3 separate regions of the Homo sapiens genome follow, and regions 1 and 2 are each linked to region 3. The links are chromatin loops, found by intact Hi-C in ENCODE. Cell type or tissue: mammary epithelial cell. All regions are shown on one strand. Each heading gives the region's core, and the rest is flanking DNA. Links, peaks and the distances in the headings are about the cores only. Region 1 overlaps LOC105370034 (a long non-coding RNA gene). Region 2 holds the start of MIR7107 (microRNA 7107). Region 3 overlaps ANAPC5 (anaphase promoting complex subunit 5).

The links. A loop is a pair of places that touch in the nucleus more often than their neighbours do. Peaks named below come from ENCODE experiments on the same cell type or tissue, not always from the same donor. Only the 100,000 strongest peaks of a DNase experiment are listed, where the experiment ranks them.
Region 1: it touches region 3 in a loop (4-fold over the local background); 9 of 110 quality-filtered maps call a loop at or near these places.
Region 2: a loop joins it to region 3, with 16 times the contacts of the local background. A loop is called at or near these places in 96 of 110 quality-filtered maps.

The regions. Positions count from the first base shown.
Region 1 is chr12:121,679,418-121,685,620 of GRCh38, reverse strand. All of the region lies in intron 1 of LOC105370034 (a long non-coding RNA gene), which reads right to left. Among named protein-coding and RNA genes, the nearest start is that of MORN3, 13 kb to the right of the region's middle. In mammary epithelial cell, for the core only: a CTCF peak has its summit at 3,380 (motif pointing right); no DNase peak of the experiment used is centred there.
Region 2 is chr12:121,442,383-121,444,882 of GRCh38, reverse strand. It overlaps KDM2B (lysine demethylase 2B), which reads left to right. Exons shown (of 23, transcript NM_032590.5): 15 at 347-433; 16 at 611-871; 17 at 1,090-1,203; 18 at 1,853-1,891; 19 at 2,047-2,500. MIR7107 (microRNA 7107) reads left to right here and starts at 531; the gene lies at 531-610. In mammary epithelial cell, for the core only: a CTCF peak has its summit at 1,474 (motif pointing right); a DNase peak (open chromatin) is centred at 1,482.
Region 3 is chr12:121,333,483-121,335,982 of GRCh38, reverse strand. ANAPC5 (anaphase promoting complex subunit 5) reads left to right here. Exons shown (of 17, transcript NM_016237.5): 7 at 260-450. Among named protein-coding and RNA genes, the nearest start is that of ANAPC5, 18 kb to the left of the region's middle. RefSeq lists a silencer at 387-578. In mammary epithelial cell, for the core only: a CTCF peak has its summit at 1,047 (motif pointing left); DNase peaks (open chromatin) are centred at 1,032 and 2,032; H3K27ac peaks cover 224 bases.

The sequences.
Region 1 (6,203 bases), core at 1,940-4,439, 350 kb before region 3:
TATTGTTTGAGACAGGGTCTCACTCTGTTGCCCAGACTGGCGTGCAGTGGCACGATCTTGGCTCATTGCAACCTCCACCTCCCAGGTTCAAGCAATTCTCCTGCCTCAGCCTCCTGAGTAGCTGGGATTACAGGTGTGCACCACCACACCAAGCTAATTTTTGTATTTTTAGTAGAGACGAGGTTCCACTATGTTGGCCAGACTGGTCTCGAACTCCTGACCTCAAGTGATCCACCTGCCTCAGCCACCACGCCCAGCTAATTTTTGTATTTTTAGTAGAGACCGGGTTTGCTGTGTTGGCCAGGCTGGTCTTGAACTCCTGACCCAAGTGATCCTCCTACCTCAGCCTCCCAAAGTGCTGGGATTACAGCGGTGAGCCACTGCGCCTGGACAGTTTGCTTCTTTTTAAAACAAAGATCAGGATACCTACCAATCTCACAGGATTGTTGCAAAAAGTAAATTCTTTAAAAAGTGTGTGTGAAGTCAGGAAGCTGAGGCAGGAGAATCTCTTGAACCCAGGAGGCGGCGTTTGCAGTGAGCTGAGATCGCGCCACTGCACTCCAGCCTGGGCGACAGAGCGAGACTCCGTCTCAAAAAAAACCAAAAAACAAAAAAAAGTATGTGAAGTGCCAAGTACTGTGCCTCATGCCAGCTATATATGTTGAACAAATAGTCATTAAGTGGAATTATTCAGTCAGAAAATGGTTTTATAGTTCCTGTAACAGTTCCAGATGGTTCTTCAGGAAGATTTACCTAATTGCGAGGATGGCTAGCCATGTGTAATGGTGTCTCTTTTTCCAATATCGCAGGCCATCATTTTTACACATTTTTCCTAGTCTAGACAGTATGTAATGGTATGGCAGGGTTATTTTAATTTTCATTTATTTAATTCTAGTGAGGCCATGCATTTTTCCTTGGGATGATTTATTAGCTTTATTTCTTTGCCTAACAACTATTTTCTAACACTGTAATTTTCACTGGCTTATCCCTGCAGACATGATGTTAGGTTTTGACAGAGCATGTTGTTGACCTTTTTTTTTTTTTTTTTTTGAAACGGAGCCTTGCTCTGTTGCCCAGGCTGGAGTGCAATGGCGCGATCTCGGCTCACTGCAACCTCTGCCTCCTGGGTTCAAGCAATTCTCCTGCCTCAGCCTCTGGAGTAGCTGGGATTACAGGTGCCTGCCACCATGCCCAGCTAATTTTTGTATTTTTATTAGAGACGAGGTTTCACCATATTGGCCAGGCTGGTCTTGAACTCCTGACCTCAAGTCACACTTTGAGAGGCCGAGACCAGGCAGGCCAGAGTGCTGGGATTATAGGCGTAGCCACCACATCCAGCCTGACCCTTTTTTTTTCTGGAGAAAGAGGGTTAGGGGGAGAGAGAGAAGCAAAAGGAAACTCTCCAAAGAAGGGATTGAGGCTACAGTGAAAACTCATCCCTAGAGCAGCTCTGTCCAGTAGAACTGGCGAGGGTGCCACAATGTCTGCATATGTCTGTCCCATATAGTCCAGCATGTGTCCACAAAGCACTTGGAACGCGGCTACTGTGACTGAGGAATTTTTAATTTTATCTAACTTAAATTTAAATTCAAATACAAGGGAGGGGACAGGCACAGTGGCTCACACTTGTAATCTCAGCACTTTGGGAGGCTGAGGCAGGAGGATCACTCTAGCCTACGAGATCGAGACCAGCCTGGGCAACACAACGAAACCTGGTCTCTACAAAAAATACAAAAGTTAACCGAGTGTGGTGGTACACACCTGTGGTCCCAGTTCCTTGGGAGGCTGAGGTGAGAGGATCACTTGAGCCCAGGAGGTTGAGGCTGCAGTAAGCCATGAGTACACCGCTGCACTCCAGCCTGGGTGACAAAGTGAGACTCTGCCTCACAAATAAATAAATAAATAAATAAATACAAGGGAGGCTGAGGCAGGAGTTCAAAGCTGCAGTGAGGTATGATCAGGCCACTTTACTCCACCCTGGGCAACAGAGTGAGCCCCTGTCTCTAAAAATAATAATATAAATACATAAATAAATAAATAAACAAACAAAAATAGCCACCTCATTGATGACACCTCATTTTCTTTTTTCTTTTTTTTTTTTTTTGAGACGTAGCCTCATTCTGTCGCCCAGGCTGGAGTGCAGTGGCACAATATCGGCTCACTGCAACCTCCGCCTCCCGGGTTCAAGCGATTCTCCTGCCTCAGCCTCCGGAGTAGCTGGGACTACAGGCGCTGGCCACCACGCCCAGCTAATTTTTGTATTTTTAGTAGAGACGGGGTTTCACCATATTGGCCAGGCTGGTCTCGAACTCCTGACCTCGTGATCCTCCCACCTCGGCCTCCCAAAGTGCTGGGATTACAGGCATGAGCCACCGTGCCCGGCCCAGATGGCACCTCATTTTCCTTTGGAAAAATAAGGGGAAAAAGGAGACAAAAAAAGGGGCCTACAAAGTCAACTCAGGAGTGTCCTCACACATATAGAAGGACTCGAATTTAGACTTTTGGCATTGTTCCGGAGAGAGATGGTCCCAGAGACTATTGGTTTTGACAAAATGCTGTGTTCAGTTTGTGAAAATTTATCAAGGTATACACTGATGATATTTCCACTTTTTTTTTTTTTTGAGACAGGGTCTCACTTTGCCACCCAGGCTGGTATGCATAGGCATGATTACTGGTCACTGCAACCTTCACTTCCTGGGCCTTGGGTGATCCTCCCACCTCAGCCTCTGGAGTAGGTGGGACCATAGGCATGCACCACATTGCCCAGCTAATTAAAAAAATTTTTTTGTAGAGACGAGATTTAGCCATGTTGCCCAGGTTGGTCTCAAATGCCTGGTCTCAAGCAATCTATCTGCATTGGCCTCTGAAAGTGTTGGGATTACAGGTGTGAGCCACCGCTCCTGGCCCCCCCCCTTTTTTTTTTTTTTTGAGACAGGGTCTTGCTCTGTCACCAAGGCTGAAGTGCAGTGGTGGGATCACCACTCACTGAAGCCTCGACCTCTCGACCTCCTGGGCTCAAGTGATCTCGCCTCAACCTCCTGAGTAGCTGAGACTACAGGCATGCACTACCACATCCAGCTATTTTTAAATTTTTTTAATTTTTTTTGAGATGGGGGTCTCACTATGTTGCCCAGGCTGGTCTGATCTGACCTTAAGCAATCCTCCTACTTGGGCCTCCCAAAGTGTTGGGATTACAGGGGTGAGCCACCATGCCTGCCCCACTTTTCTATATGCACTTTACACTTCCATAAAAAGTTAAACAAAATTTAGCCCATTCTATGTTACCTTCTTTTGACATTTACCTGGTTTTCAATTTAGCAGAAATCTCAAAAAAAAAAAAAAAGTGGTCTGTGACTCGCTCTGGACACCTGACAGCCCCTAGAGGGCGCTCATTCTGCATGAGAGACTTTTTCTTTTTTTTCTTTTTTCTTTTTTTTTTTTTGAGACGGAGTGTCGCTCTTGTTGCCCAGGCTGGAGTGCAATGGCGTGATCTTGGCTCACTGCAACCTCCGCCTCCCAGGTTCAAGCGATTCTCCTGCCTTAGCCTCCGGAGTAGCTGGGATTACAGGTATGCACCATCAAGCCCGGCTAATTTTGTATTTTTAGTAGAGACGGGGTTTCTCCATGTTGGTCAGGCTGGTCTCAAACTCCTGACCTCAGGTGATCCGCCCACCTTAGCCTTCCAAAGTGCTGGATTACAGGCCTGAGCCACCGTTCCCAGCTGTACACTTTAAATGAGTGAATTCTGGCCAGGCACGGTGGCTTACACCTGTAATCCCAGCACTTTGGGAGGCTGAGGCGTGCTGATCACAAGGTCAGGAGTTTGAGACCAGCCTGGCCAATGCGGTGAAACCCCGTCTCTACTGAAAATACAAAAATTAGCTGGGCATGGTGGCAGGCGCCTGTAATCCCAGCTACTCGGGAGGCTGAGGCAGGAGAATCGCTTGAGCCTAGATCGTGCCACTGCACTCCAGCCTGGACGACAGAGTGAGACTCCATCTTAAATAAATAAATAAATAAATGAAGTGTACAATTCAATAGTTTTTAGTGTGTCCACAGACTTATGCAACTATCAGCACGGTGAAATTGAGAACATTTTCAAAATAAATAAATAAGTGTACAATTCAATGGTTTTTAGTGTGTCCACAGACTTATGCAACTATCAGCACGGTGAAATTGAGAACATTTTCAAAATAAATAAATAAATAAATAAAGTGTACAATTCAATGGCTTTTAGTGTGTCCACAGACTTCTGCAACTATCAGAATGGTGAAATTGAGAACATTTTCAAAATAAATAAATAAATAAATAAGTGTACAGTCCAATGGTTTTTAGTGTGTCCACAGACTTATGCAACTATCAGCACCGTGAAATTAAGAACATTTTCAAAAGAAACCCTGTAGTCCTTAGCTATCACTTCCCTCTCCAGTCCCTGGCAAGCACTAATCTACCGTCTGTCTCTGTGCCTTTGCCTATCTCAGACATTTCAAATGAATGGAATCACATACTGTGTGTCCTTTTAGCATTTATACACTTCCACTTAGCATTATGGGCTTTTTTTTTCTTTTTTTGAGTCGGAGTTTTGCTCTTGTTGCCCAGGCTGGAGTGCAGTGATGCGATCTCAGCTCACTGTGCAACCTCTGCCTCCTGGGTTCAAGAGATTCTCCCGCCTCAGCCTCCCGAGTACCTGGGATTACAGGCGTCCACCACGACACCCAGCTAAGTTTTTGTATTTTTAGTAGACATGGGGTTTCACCATGTTGGCCAGGCTGGTCTCAAACTCCTGACCTCAGGTGATCCACCTGCCTCGGCCTCCCAAAGTGCGGGATCACAGGTGTGAGCCACCGCGCCCGGCCGCCAGCATTACATTTTTACGGTTCACCATTTTGTAGCACCTATCAGAATTTCATTCCTAGGCCGGGTGCAGTGGCTCACGCCTGTAATCTCAGCACTTTGGGAGGCCAAGTTGGGCAGATCACTTAAGGTTAGGAGTTCGAGACCAGCCTGGCCAACATAGTGAAACCTCGTCTCTAGTAAAAATACAAAATTAGCCAGGTGTTGTGGCACACGCCTGTAATCCCAGCTACTCTGGAGCCTGAAGTGGGAGAATCTCTTGAACCTGGTAAGAGAAGGTTGCAGTGAGCCGAGATTGCACCACTGCACTTCAGCAAGGGCGAGAGAGTGAGATTCTGTCTTAGAAAAAAAAAAAAAAGCTGGGCGCGGTGGCTCACGCCTGTAATCCCAGCACTTTGGGAGGCTGAGGCTGGCGGATCACGAGGTCAGGAGATCGAGACCATCCTGCCTAACACAGTGAAACCCCATCCCTACTAAAAAAAAATACAAAAAATTAGCCAGACATGGTGGCGGGCGCCTGTAGTCCCAGCTACTCTGGAGGCTGAAGCAGGAGAATGGTGTGAACCTGGGAGGTGGAGCTTGCAGTGAGCCGAGATGGTGCCACTGCATTCCAGCCTGGGTGACAAAGCGAGACTCCATCCCAAAAAAAAAAAAAAAAAGAACTTCATTCCTTTTTATAGCCAAATAGGATTCCATGGCATGAACAGAGCGCATTCTGTTTATCTGCTCATCTATTGATGGATATCTGGATGGTGTCCACCTTTTGTCTATTATGTGCTATGGCCCATGCCTGTAATCCCAGCACTTTGGGAGACCGAGGTGGGCGGATCACTTGAGGTCAGGAGTTGGAGACCGGGCTGGCCAACGTGGTGAAACCGTCTCTACTAAAAATACAAAATTAGCCGGGCATGGTGGCAGTGCCCGTAGTCCCAGCTACTTGAGAGGCCGAGGTACAAGAATCACTTTAACCCAGGAGGTGGAGGTTGCAGTGAGCCAAGATCGCATCACTGCACTCCAGCCTGGGTGACAGAGCGAGACTCTGTAAAAGAAAAAAAAAAAAAAACAAATCTCAGGACTCCCTGCCAAGGCTGAACATCCAGGAAGAAAGCTAAAGGTCTGTGCCCAGAAGAGGGTCAACAAGACCATGCCTTGCTGATTGAGGGGACATTTATCTGTGGGTGTTGAGGGGAGTCCCTCTTGCCCCAGACTATACAGGGCAACTCCTCTCACCCAAAGCTGTAAACAAGATCCTTGAATATGGCGCTCAGCCATATCCTTGCCACTCAGATCTGGAAGTGATTACCCGAAGGGTATTTGGGACAGGAGCCCCCCAGGCCTAATGCTCTTGG
Region 2 (2,500 bases), core at 1-2,500, 110 kb before region 3:
TTTCTGCATGCCAGGCGCTGAGCTCATGGCTTTACCTGGGTCATACCCCCCCAGTGAGATGGGCACACTAACTTTTATGGCCGAGGGCACCAGCCCACAGAGACGGAGTGTCTTGCCCAGGGTCCCAGAGAAGCAAAGGGGCTCAGCCTCTGAACCCTGGCCTGGATCCACAGCTGCCCGTCTCTGCCAGCCTCTGCAGCTGTGTTTTCTTTTGCCTGGAAACGGGATAGATGTGACGTTGGGGAGGGGGTGCTGCTGCTTCTGGAAGACGTGGCGTCACAGAGCCTTGTGCCCGTGGGCCATCTTCTCCGCCCGTCCCTCTTCTGAGTCCTGGTGTTCCCCGCAGATTAAGGAGTCAGAGGGTGTGGTCAACGACGAGCTTCCAAACTGCTGGGAGTGTCCGAAGTGTAACCACGCCGGCAAGACCGGGAAAGTGAGTGCCGGGCTCCAAGTCCCAGGGTCAGTCGGGAGAGGGGCGGGCCTGGGCCTGGCCGGGACCAGCCTGTCCCAGGAGTTTCAGGCAGGTGGGTTGCCGTCGGCCTGGGGAGGAGGAAGGGCAAGTCCAAAGGTATACAGTTGGTCTGTTCATTCTCTCTTTTTGGCCTACAAGCAAAAGCGTGGCCCTGGCTTTAAGTACGCCTCCAACCTGCCCGGCTCCCTGCTCAAGGAGCAGAAGATGAACCGGGACAACAAGGAAGGGCAGGAACCTGCCAAGCGGAGGAGTGAGTGTGAGGAGGCGCCCCGGCGCAGGTCGGATGAGCACTCGAAGAAGGTGCCGCCGGACGGCCTTCTGCGCAGAAAGTCTGACGACGTGCACCTGAGGAAGAAGCGGAAATACGAGAAGCCCCAGGAGCTGAGTGGACGCAAGCGGGTACGGACCAGGAGGGGCTGGGAGGCAAAGGGGTTGGTCTGGCTGGTCCCGGGTGCTGGGTTGGAGGGATGGGGCAGGGGGTGGGCAGCAGGTAGAGCTTGGGATAATCCCGGCCTCTTGCTGCCCTGAGCAGGTCACCTAAGTCCTGAGAGCCCTGCCCCAAAGAAAGGAGGGGAAAACCAGCGAGTCACTCCTCTTCCCACTCCACCCCCCTTTAGGCCTCATCGCTTCAAACGTCCCCCGGTTCCTCCTCTCACCTCTCGCCGAGGCCCCCTCTAGGCAGCAGCCTCAGCCCCTGGTGGAGATCCAGTCTCACTTACTTCCAGCAGCAGGTGCTCCCACGACGCACGCCCTCCTGAGGCCCCGGGGACTGGCGAGTCCTGGGCTGTCCCCCACCCCACCCCGCTGGTCCTCCACCCCACTGCTGCCTCTCCTGAGGCTTCCCAGGTCTCGGCCCCAGATCTCTGGCTCGTGGTTCTGGCTTGGGGCCTGGGAAGCTGTCTGTGCCTAGAGCCTCTGTTGGTTGGGATGGAAGCTGTGAGTCCAGGGAACCTCTGAGGAGCCTGGTGGCCCTGCTCCACCCACGGGCCGTGCTGTCACCAGCCACAAGGTGGCGCCAGGAGTCTCTCCCAGCTCTAGCCATTCCTGCTGGGCCGGGGATTCCCACAGGGCTGTGCTCCAGAACTGGCTCCCAGAGCCGAGGATGATTTGAATGGGCGGCTGCACATCTCCAGGTCTGTGGGGTGGGAGGTCAGTTGGGTGGGAACAGTTCAACTGTACTCCTACTTCCAGCTTCTTCCTTGAAAGCTGCAGGCAGGGCTCGCCCGTCTGTCGGTCAGACGTGGAGATGGCATTTGTGGGGAAGGCCTCCCTCCAGCCCCTCCTCTGGAGACTGTGGACTCGTGGTGGGGTGGGGTGTCGAGGAGACCAAATCCCACGAGCCCGGGGAGCAAGCTCTGCGTCCTTTCTTTTTCGTGACAGCTCAAACCTGGCAAAGAAGATAAGCTTTTCAGGAAAAAGGTACCATCTTCCCCTCCCTCCTGTGCCCCAGGCCTGAGCGGTTAGAGCTGCACCGCAGCTCCCTGGGCCACAGTCCCGTGGCAGGGGGGCGGGAGGCCTTGGGCGGGCGCAGCCCTGAGCCCCAGAGGCTGACGCGTCTCCGCTCTCGCCCTCAGCGGCGGTCCTGGAAGAACGCCGAGGACCGCATGGCGCTGGCCAACAAGCCCCTCCGGCGCTTCAAGCAGGAACCCGAGGACGAACTGCCCGAGGCGCCCCCCAAGACCAGGGAGAGCGACCACTCCCGCTCCAGCTCCCCCACCGCGGGACCCAGCACCGAAGGGGCCGAGGGCCCGGAGGAGAAGAAGAAGGTGAAGATGCGCCGGAAGCGGCGGCTTCCCAACAAGGAGCTGAGCAGGGAGCTGAGCAAGGAGCTCAACCACGAGATCCAGAGGACGGAGAACAGCCTGGCCAACGAGAACCAGCAGCCCATCAAGTCGGAGCCTGAGAGCGAGGGCGAGGAGCCCAAGCGGCCCCCGGGCATCTGCGAGCGTCCCCACCGCTTCAGCAAGGGGCTCAACGGCACCCCCCGGGAGCTGCGGCACCAGCTGGGGCCCAGCCTGCGCAGCCCGC
Region 3 (2,500 bases), core at 1-2,500:
CATAGTGGAGTATATTTGAGATAAAACTGACACAAATACTAATGGAACTCCCATTTTTAATTTGTGGACTCCCTCTAGGGGGAATGTGTCTTGAAGCTGTTTTATTCTGCCTCTAGGGAGAAGATTAAGCTAAACTATGACCATCTTATTAGAAGGGTATGGGATACACTAGTGTTTGTAGACAGTGGAACTCTCTGCAGTTGTCTTACACCAGAGATATTTACAGCGTTTAAAATACATTGATTATTTCTTGTTTTAGCATTATCTCAGCTACTTAAACAACCTCCGTGTCCAAGATGTTTTCAGTTCAACACACAGTCTCCTCCATTATTTTGATCGTCTGATTCTTACCGGAGCCGAAAGCAAAAGTAATGGGGAAGAGGGCTATGGCCGGAGCTTGAGATACGCCGCTCTGAATCTTGCCGCCCTGCACTGCCGCTTCGGTCACTAGTAAGTTTATAGACCTTTGTCCTTGCGCAAATTGAAGGAACCGATGACAATAAAAAGTCTGCTGTTTGGCCTGGTGCGGTGGCTCACGCCTATAGTCCCAGCACTTTGGGAGGCCAAGGCGGGTGGATCACGTGAGGTCAGGAGTTCAAGACCAGCCTGGCCAAAATGGTGAAACCCCATCTCTACTAAAAATACAAAAATTAGCCAGGTGTGGTGGCAGGCACCTGTAGTCCCAGCTACTCAGGAGACTGAGGCAGGAGAATCGCTTGAACCCGGGAGGTGGAGGTTGCAGTGAGCCGAGAGCACGCCATTGCACTCCAGCCTGGGCAACAAGAGTGAAACTCCGTCTCAAAAAAAAAGAAAAAATAAATAAAGATTTGCTATTTTGGGAGAAAAGAAAAGGGAAAAGAAATGGAAGAAATGAATTCTCAAATGTTAATTGTGATGCATTTTTAAAAAATGTATTTTTTAAAAAGAAGATAGGAAAGCAGCTCATCAACCTGGACTAGTCAGTAACTTCCATAGAGGGAACCTTATTGGCACTGGAACAGTTTATGAAAACCTTCTGCCTAAATAGTCTGCCCCCTAGTGTCACTATGTAACATTGCCGTCTTAGTGCCTAGCCTCTTTCATTACTTCTAAGAACAACAGGCCGTTCAGTGAAAAAGAAATTAGGTCATTAGGCCAGAGAGTCCCTAAAGGATTTTTTGGAGGTAAAAATGGGGATGCAGAAGCTATTTTTAGTATTTCAAAAAGCCAGAAGGCAGTTGTACCTTTACTGGATGAAAGACTACATAGGCTTACTGAAAGTCAGGTTTGCTTTCAGGTAGAATTCAGGCTGCTCAGTCAGGTGACACTGGTTTATACTGTTGCCTCAGTGTGCCTCTGTTTTTAATGAATAGAAATAGGAAAATCGATCAATTATGTTTTAGTAAATAGAATTAAGTAGATAAAACAACTTTCAAAACATGGAGGCTATCTTGGAAATAATGAAATAATGTAAATAATGGTGAAAGGTGGGAAATTACTAATTCAAAGATCCCTTCACCCCCCCACCTGCCCTGTGGCTTTTTACCAGTTGAGAGAAGTGTGGTCTTTGCTACAGGCATCCTTCTATACAGACTATAGCGTGTATTAATGGGAGCATAGTGTTCACAGTTCAATAATGGAGACATCTATCCCTTTCTCTGTGTCAGGCAGCACCTAGGGAATTCTTTTTATCTCTGGTTGTCAGGTTTTTGTTTTTGTTTTTAAGAGACAAGGTCTCACTCAGTCACCCAGGCTGGAGTGCAGTAGTATGATCATAGCTAACTGTAACCTCAAACTCATGGGCTCAAGCAAGCAGTCCATCTCAGCCTCCTAGCTGTGACTACAGGCATGCACCACAATGCCCAGCTAATTTTTTTAAAAATTATTTTTTGTAGAGGTAGGATCTTGCTTTGTTACCCAGGCTGGTTTCAAACTCCTGGCTTCCAGCAATCCTCCCACCTTGGCCTTCCAAAGTGCTGGGATTACAAGCATGAGCCACTGGGCCAACCCAGTTGTGAGGCTTTAAAAGGGATGTAGACAAGCTGAAGCTTGTGTGGGGAGGGAACAGTCTCAGGGTGTTGAGACATTCAAAGCCATATCATATAAGTAATGTGGGAGGGATGTGAGACATGTTTAGCCTGGAAAAAAATGACTTATCCAAGCATGTGTTTGACATCTTCATGTAGTGAAAAGTCATGTGAAAAGAGCTTAGATTGATTGAGGGTATGGCTACGGGAGAAGATTGAGAGCTGGTAAGTAAGTGTAGGTTAAAGGACAAAATATTTCTGCTCATTATAAGGAAACAGTTTCCCCTTATTGAACCCTCTGAGGAAGGTGTCAGTGAGGTGCTGAGGCCTAGACCAAAGATGTTATTAAGGGTATTCAAACATCAGATTGATAGTTGTACCCAAAAATATTTAAGGCTCCTCAAAACTCCATGATTTTTGCAACATTCCATGATATCTTGTAATAACTAACTTCTTTTGGTCTTCCCACATTTAATAACCTCTCGATCAGAGCC